Regions from separate parts of the Homo sapiens genome. Here region 2 is linked to region 1. A link is a loop called in an ENCODE intact Hi-C map of the cell type or tissue named here. Cell type or tissue: Panc1. All regions are shown on one strand. Links, peaks and the distances in the headings refer to the core of each region. The heading gives the core; the rest is flanking DNA.

Region 1 (2,933 bases), core at 95-2,594:
ACCTACCACCAAGGCATCAATTAAAGGTGACCATATTTTGAAAGGGATTTCATAAACTCTGAAGTGCTATGCTAATGGTTGTTAGGCCTGGGACATTTCATCACCTTCTATCTACTCACAAAACCTTTTTTTTTAATTTCCCAAATCAAACAAGGAAATGATCCATTCTATAAATTGAGTTAAAAAAAAAAAAAAGAATCTGAGGAGAGGAGAACAGAGATACCAGTTTCAATTGTGGCCCAGCTCACAACTCGTGTGTGACCTTAGGCAGTCATTTAACTCTTCTAGGCCTCAGGTTCCATTTGTTTGAGGCATTTGTGCTAAATAATTTCCCAGAACATATTCCAGATCGAATGTTCTAATGACTCTGATATATAGCACATGGTGGTTATTCTCCTTAGAGCTATTTTTAGTGACAATGAAATTTTGATGGCTAGGGGAACTTACACATAATTTTCTAAAACATTCTTCTGACATTTGTAGAAAATACTGGCAGTCTACCAAAAGGCATAAGAAATACCAATCCATAACATTTTAGTATGTCAGGATAGAAAGAATCTTCAAGCAAGGAGTAGCCAGTTTCCTCCAGAAGAGCTGTGTTAGGTGATGTCAGAAAAAGATGGGATAGAAATACTAAGAAAGGTAGCACAACATAAAAATCTAAACAACCTATATACTTCAAGATACAAAGAATGACTTTGAATGAACGGTAATTCAAAATTCTTGCTAACATTTATTGAATACACATATTCCACCAGGTGTTATGATAAGGATTTAGGACAGATGATTTTATTTAATCTGATATAACATGACATTTTACAACATTTGACAATTAAAGTTTTTGTGAACGTGATGTATTAGGAAGTGGAGAAGTTTAGGAAGAGAGACTGGCTGGAGCTCTTTGTGGGCAGGCCTTTCCTCGCTGATGCCAAAGCTCACGGTAGATTCTCAAGATGCCACTCACACATCAAAGGGTCCCCCTGTCTTGCTAACATTGTTAGTCACTAACTAAGGAAGTTTCATAAATGAATATGACTTAAGAGAAATAACAGTAATAAAACACAGCATCAAATTAATGGTTATATGAAGGTTTATAATGCTTGGCAAATTTTTGGCACTTAATAAAGATTAAGTGCCAGATGACATATTTTTCTATTAACTTAAATTTTTCTTTTTTTTTTTCTGTGATCAAACAACAGAAGCTAAGACCATGCCTGTGCCTCAGGTAAATTCAATTTGACAACTGAAGAATCATTCTGGTCATTTAGTCGCATATGTAATGATAAGAGTCCCTAAAGAAAAGTCACATGGGCCAAACATCTCTTCTTTAAGACTTCAGCTTTCAGTAGTTATAATACAAACATACATAAAATTCTGTCTATATTTAACCAGGAATTTATGTTAAGTTGATATTTAACTGCAGCACATTAACATTAAATTTTTAAAAAAGTAAACAGAAGTATTTTAAAGACCTGAAAATTCTTTCCATGTGGCATATCCACTGTTTTTCTAAAACCTCCTCAAAATATTCCTGTCCAGGTATTAGAGAAGGGAGTCATATTCACCTCTAAGAGAAAAGAATGAAAAAGTTTAAAATCTTGCTTCTTGTTTTACTAGTGCCCCCTCTAGTGGAATTTTTTCAGTACTGCATACAAAAAAGGAGGTGGAGGGGTTTATGACACCAAGCACATATTTTGTTTGCTTTTTTACATTTCCTTTTTAGAAACATTCTAAACAAAATGATGTGAAATAAACAAACATAATAGTGCATAATAGATGTACAATAGTTTTATCAGCAATTGTAATTAAACAAGGGAGTGATAAAAATCTGGTATATTCAGAACGAGAAACGTTTTGAGAGGCAATGTGGCAGACAGACATGAAAACATATTTTGCCAGAATTCAATGTCATTCATTTTGTGACTTGACTTTTCTCCCTCTATCAAACTATTTGGCCATTAGCCTAAAACTTTGCTAAGTTTCGTCTCATAAAATTTAAAACTTGTCTTTCTTCCCTCTACTGTTTGCCATTGTTCTTTTTTTATAACATCGTTAGGTGGATAATACCCTTCGTCTCTAACTTTTGCAATTCTTTTTGTCTGTAAACTACATCGATGCCTCAGAACCCAGACACTTAAGCTAATTCTGTTTACAATTACAGAGTAGTATTTTTCTAATCATTTTCTAGCATCATTTTTTCCCTCCCACACAATTTCTATGTTTGTGCTACTAAGAAAAAAAGAAGAAAAACTACCCCGACCCCCAAATAACCATCCTCGACACTGCCTCATAGGATTCTTCCTAGAGAAGTCTTGAGCTTGGTAGATGCATCTTGTTCTACAGGGATCTCTGTCAACTTCTCTTTTTATGCATTAAATGTGCTTCCCTGGTGATAGCCTAAGGGTGCTTTCACTAAACAATTAATGTAAGGCATCTCCTGGGAACCTAATGGGTATTTAGGAATAAGTTCACTTCCAGTGAATTGTATAATGTGATATTTTGACAATGCATATAGAGAAGTTGCAGAAGGGTGAACTTTTCTCGAAAAAGGTAATAAACTACCCAAGCTTCTTATCCTTTTGTTATTGTTTGGGGATGGAGGAGAACCAAGATGTAATTTAGGGTATTGTTGTATGTGCCTGCTTTTGCCATTTTGGCATAATACCACACTACTGTTCACTCTGACTAATGTAATGTACAAGTCTCAATCTATTAGTGAAAGTAAAATTTGCTGTGACATTTTGATTCTGAAGCCGCAAGCAATGAAGGAGGTAGCACTGCACAGGATATTTGTATTATGTTAATAAAAAATGATACCACCATATGATACTAATGGTAAGCAGAGAACACTGATTAGTATTTTCCCTGACCAAAGTTACAGTCCAATTTTAAAGTGGTTGAATACCAAAGTTTTAAATCTAATCACTTCATTG
Region 2 (2,933 bases), core at 304-2,803, 470 kb before region 1:
CCAGTTCTTTATAAAATATAACAATCAATTATTTCATTGCTGAAACTTATTCAGGTTAATGTGCCTAGAGGTTTAATTACTATAATCTGAACCTCTACTTCTAGACAACTCAGGATGATTTTCAGCTGCAAGTATTACAAAACCCAGTGACTAATGACTTAAATTTTTGTTTCTTCTTTCACATAACAGGAAATCTGGAATAAGTGTCTGCTGGATTTAATTCAGTAGTTAATTGTATCAGGACTGGAATTTTCTAAAATTATCTTGGTCATTCTGTAACAGATTTGAGACAGCTGCTAAAGCTATGGGCATCAAGTTCATGTTCAAGGGAAGAAGAAGAGAGGAAAGGAAAGATAGAGCCAGTAATTCATTCAGTCCTTTATAGAATAACCCAATGCTTTCCAAGAAGCACTTGGGGTTCCTGGCATGCTTCTGTAAGAAAGGTGAGCAAATGAGAATGAGGCCGGTAATATATTGGGTTAACTAACAGCATTTGCCACAAACTCTCTTATGAATATGCTGTGTATCTCACCTTCCTGGATCATAAATTAGGCATAAGACTAACAACAAATTATGCAAGAGGAGGCTGAGGTTGTGTTTAGCATAAAAATAAAAGAGAATCCCATTTATTATCTACAAAACTTGAGGAAGTAAATATTAGATAAATGAAATATAACGTAATACTCAGTTAAACAGGGAATGGGAGTACAAGTAAACATTTGTTGAGCATATATTATGTGCAAAGAAAAGAAAAGGAAGTCTAGTGTTTATTATTAGCCTCTTTTATTTTGGTCTTAATGCAATTCATGCCCCATGAAGCAGTGAAATATCACAGAAGAGCAGTCAAATAATTTTCTGCTCATGCTCATGGAAAGTATTGAGCTGTTTCTATGCATAATGGGAAAAGGAGAGTTATTTTAGAGAACAGTTTGAAGTGTTCAGGAAACAAAATCCTAAGTCATTTAAATTTGAGCTTTAGATGCCTTTCATAGAGAAGTAGTTACCCTTTGAACAAATATTAATTGCATTAACAAACTTTGAATGCTTACATTGTAAGTATATATTTGTAACTAGTTAAATAAGTTTTGTAAAATATTTCCTTTTAAAGTTATTTTAGAAATACCAAGACTGTAGAATGAATTTGTGACAATTTTGACAAAGGCTACGCTGAAGTTTATATTTGTATTACTTTGCCATATTATTAAAAATAAGTGCTTGTATAAGTTTAAACCTCATGAAGAAACTAATAATTCTTAGTCACCTTAATTGCCTAGATCAGCATATAGAAGAGTGACTGTAAATAATTACAGAATTTCCAGACATTTATTATACTTTCTTCTATGTTAGTGCATCTTGATAACTATATAGAAGAATCTATTATTTAAAAATAAAATTAAAAATTAAATTCAAATATTTTATTAATTCACAGATATCATTTCCTTAAATTCTAATTAAATAAGACAAAATTTCACTATAGTAGATTAATTTGACAAGTTTCTTATTTTAGATGAATAATTATGATAAAGATGCAATTTTGTGCCTCTAGAGTGAATAGTCCTATTCTTCATTAAAGGAGAAATTAACCTTTTTCTACACTAAAAGGGCTATAAGAATTTTAATAACTTACTTTTGATGTTTTAAAAAGTAATATTTTCTCTTTTGCTCGCATTTAAAATGTCTGATATTAGCCTATGTATAAATAAAGGCTTATTATTTGCAGCCAAAATTTAAATTTTTATTTTATAGTTTTAGATAAAACACTAGGTGGCACTGTTGTCACAATGAAAAACTGCATTCATCTACTTCATACTCGAAATAACCTTCTTTTAAAGCTCTTAAGACTTCACAATTGCTTTCACTTTTCCAGTTTGATTAAAATATATATGTAATAAACATAAAATAGAGAAATTAAAATTCATTGTCAACATCTGCTATTCATTAAGAGGTGTGAAACATGATAACTTTTTCAGAAAGTGTTCTCTAAATTCTACAGTTTAAAAAATTTTTTGCATAAAGAGGTAGCTATTATAAACAAATATTCTATTTTCTTTGTTCAAAATCTTTTTCTTTATTTAATGTAGCAATATTATATTAAAATAGTTTTAAAAATTCTTTCTGAAAAAGACTTCCTGAAGTTTAATGGGATGCTTAACAATCAAAGATAAAATATTTTTTAATAATTAAATGAATAATTCTAGAAAATATTCTTATTCTTCAGTCAAAGTAAAGAGATAAAATGAGTAGATCTCAAAAATATCAGTTCATATGTTTGTGTGTTTGTGTGGAAGCAGGAAAATACTGATACAAGAAAAAGGAGAAAAAGTATCAGTGAAAGGAAAAGTAGTTAATCTTAAAAAGAGTTTGGAAAGTGTCAGGTAAAAGTTTGAGAAAGAGAAGTGGAGATAGAATGCGATTCTTACAGAACCAATAGGCTACTTTCCATGAGGTCTACCAAATATCAAAGTGGAGATATGCTTCTCTCTGCTTAATCTGAGTTTAGGTTATGTATGCGGGGAGGTGAAGAGGAAGGTTTGCTAAATGCTCCCAACACTCATAACACCTGCTGATAGGAGTCAATATATTTCAGCCTTTTGCCCAAAGCTGCAGTTTAGTTTGGTGGGAATCAATACAGATCCTGAGCTGATGTGCCTGTATTTGAATTCCAGCACACTGGGCAATTTATGAAATTTCTACATCTTGATTTTCTTATCTAGCAATTAGGGTAATGATATTCTTTTGAGTTGATTTGGGAACAATGTTAGAAAATTCATATAATGCACAAAGCCTGATACATTGATAGGCTTTAATTGGAGTGGTGGTGGTGGTTGTACAGGTTGTGAGTATTAACACAGTTCTGGAAATGTAGAGGTGGTGACATTTCCCAGCTGACATGCTGCCTGCAGACATCAGCAGTTTGATCCAAAAGGCTGTAT

What was found. A loop is a pair of places that touch in the nucleus more often than their neighbours do. Peaks named below come from ENCODE experiments on the same cell type or tissue, not always from the same donor. Only the 100,000 strongest peaks of a DNase experiment are listed, where the experiment ranks them.
Region 2: it touches region 1 in a loop (7-fold over the local background); 62 of 110 quality-filtered maps call a loop at or near these places.

The regions. Positions count from the first base shown.
Region 1 is chr6:50,600,758-50,603,690 of GRCh38, forward strand. No RefSeq gene overlaps it. Among named protein-coding and RNA genes, the nearest start is that of TFAP2D, 110 kb to the right of the region's middle. In Panc1, for the core only: CTCF peaks have their summits at 1,632 (motif pointing left) and 1,841; a DNase peak (open chromatin) is centred at 1,634.
Region 2 is chr6:50,126,856-50,129,788 of GRCh38, forward strand. No RefSeq gene overlaps it. Among named protein-coding and RNA genes, the nearest start is that of DEFB112, 78 kb to the left of the region's middle. In Panc1, for the core only: no CTCF peak of the experiment used is centred there; a DNase peak (open chromatin) is centred at 1,787.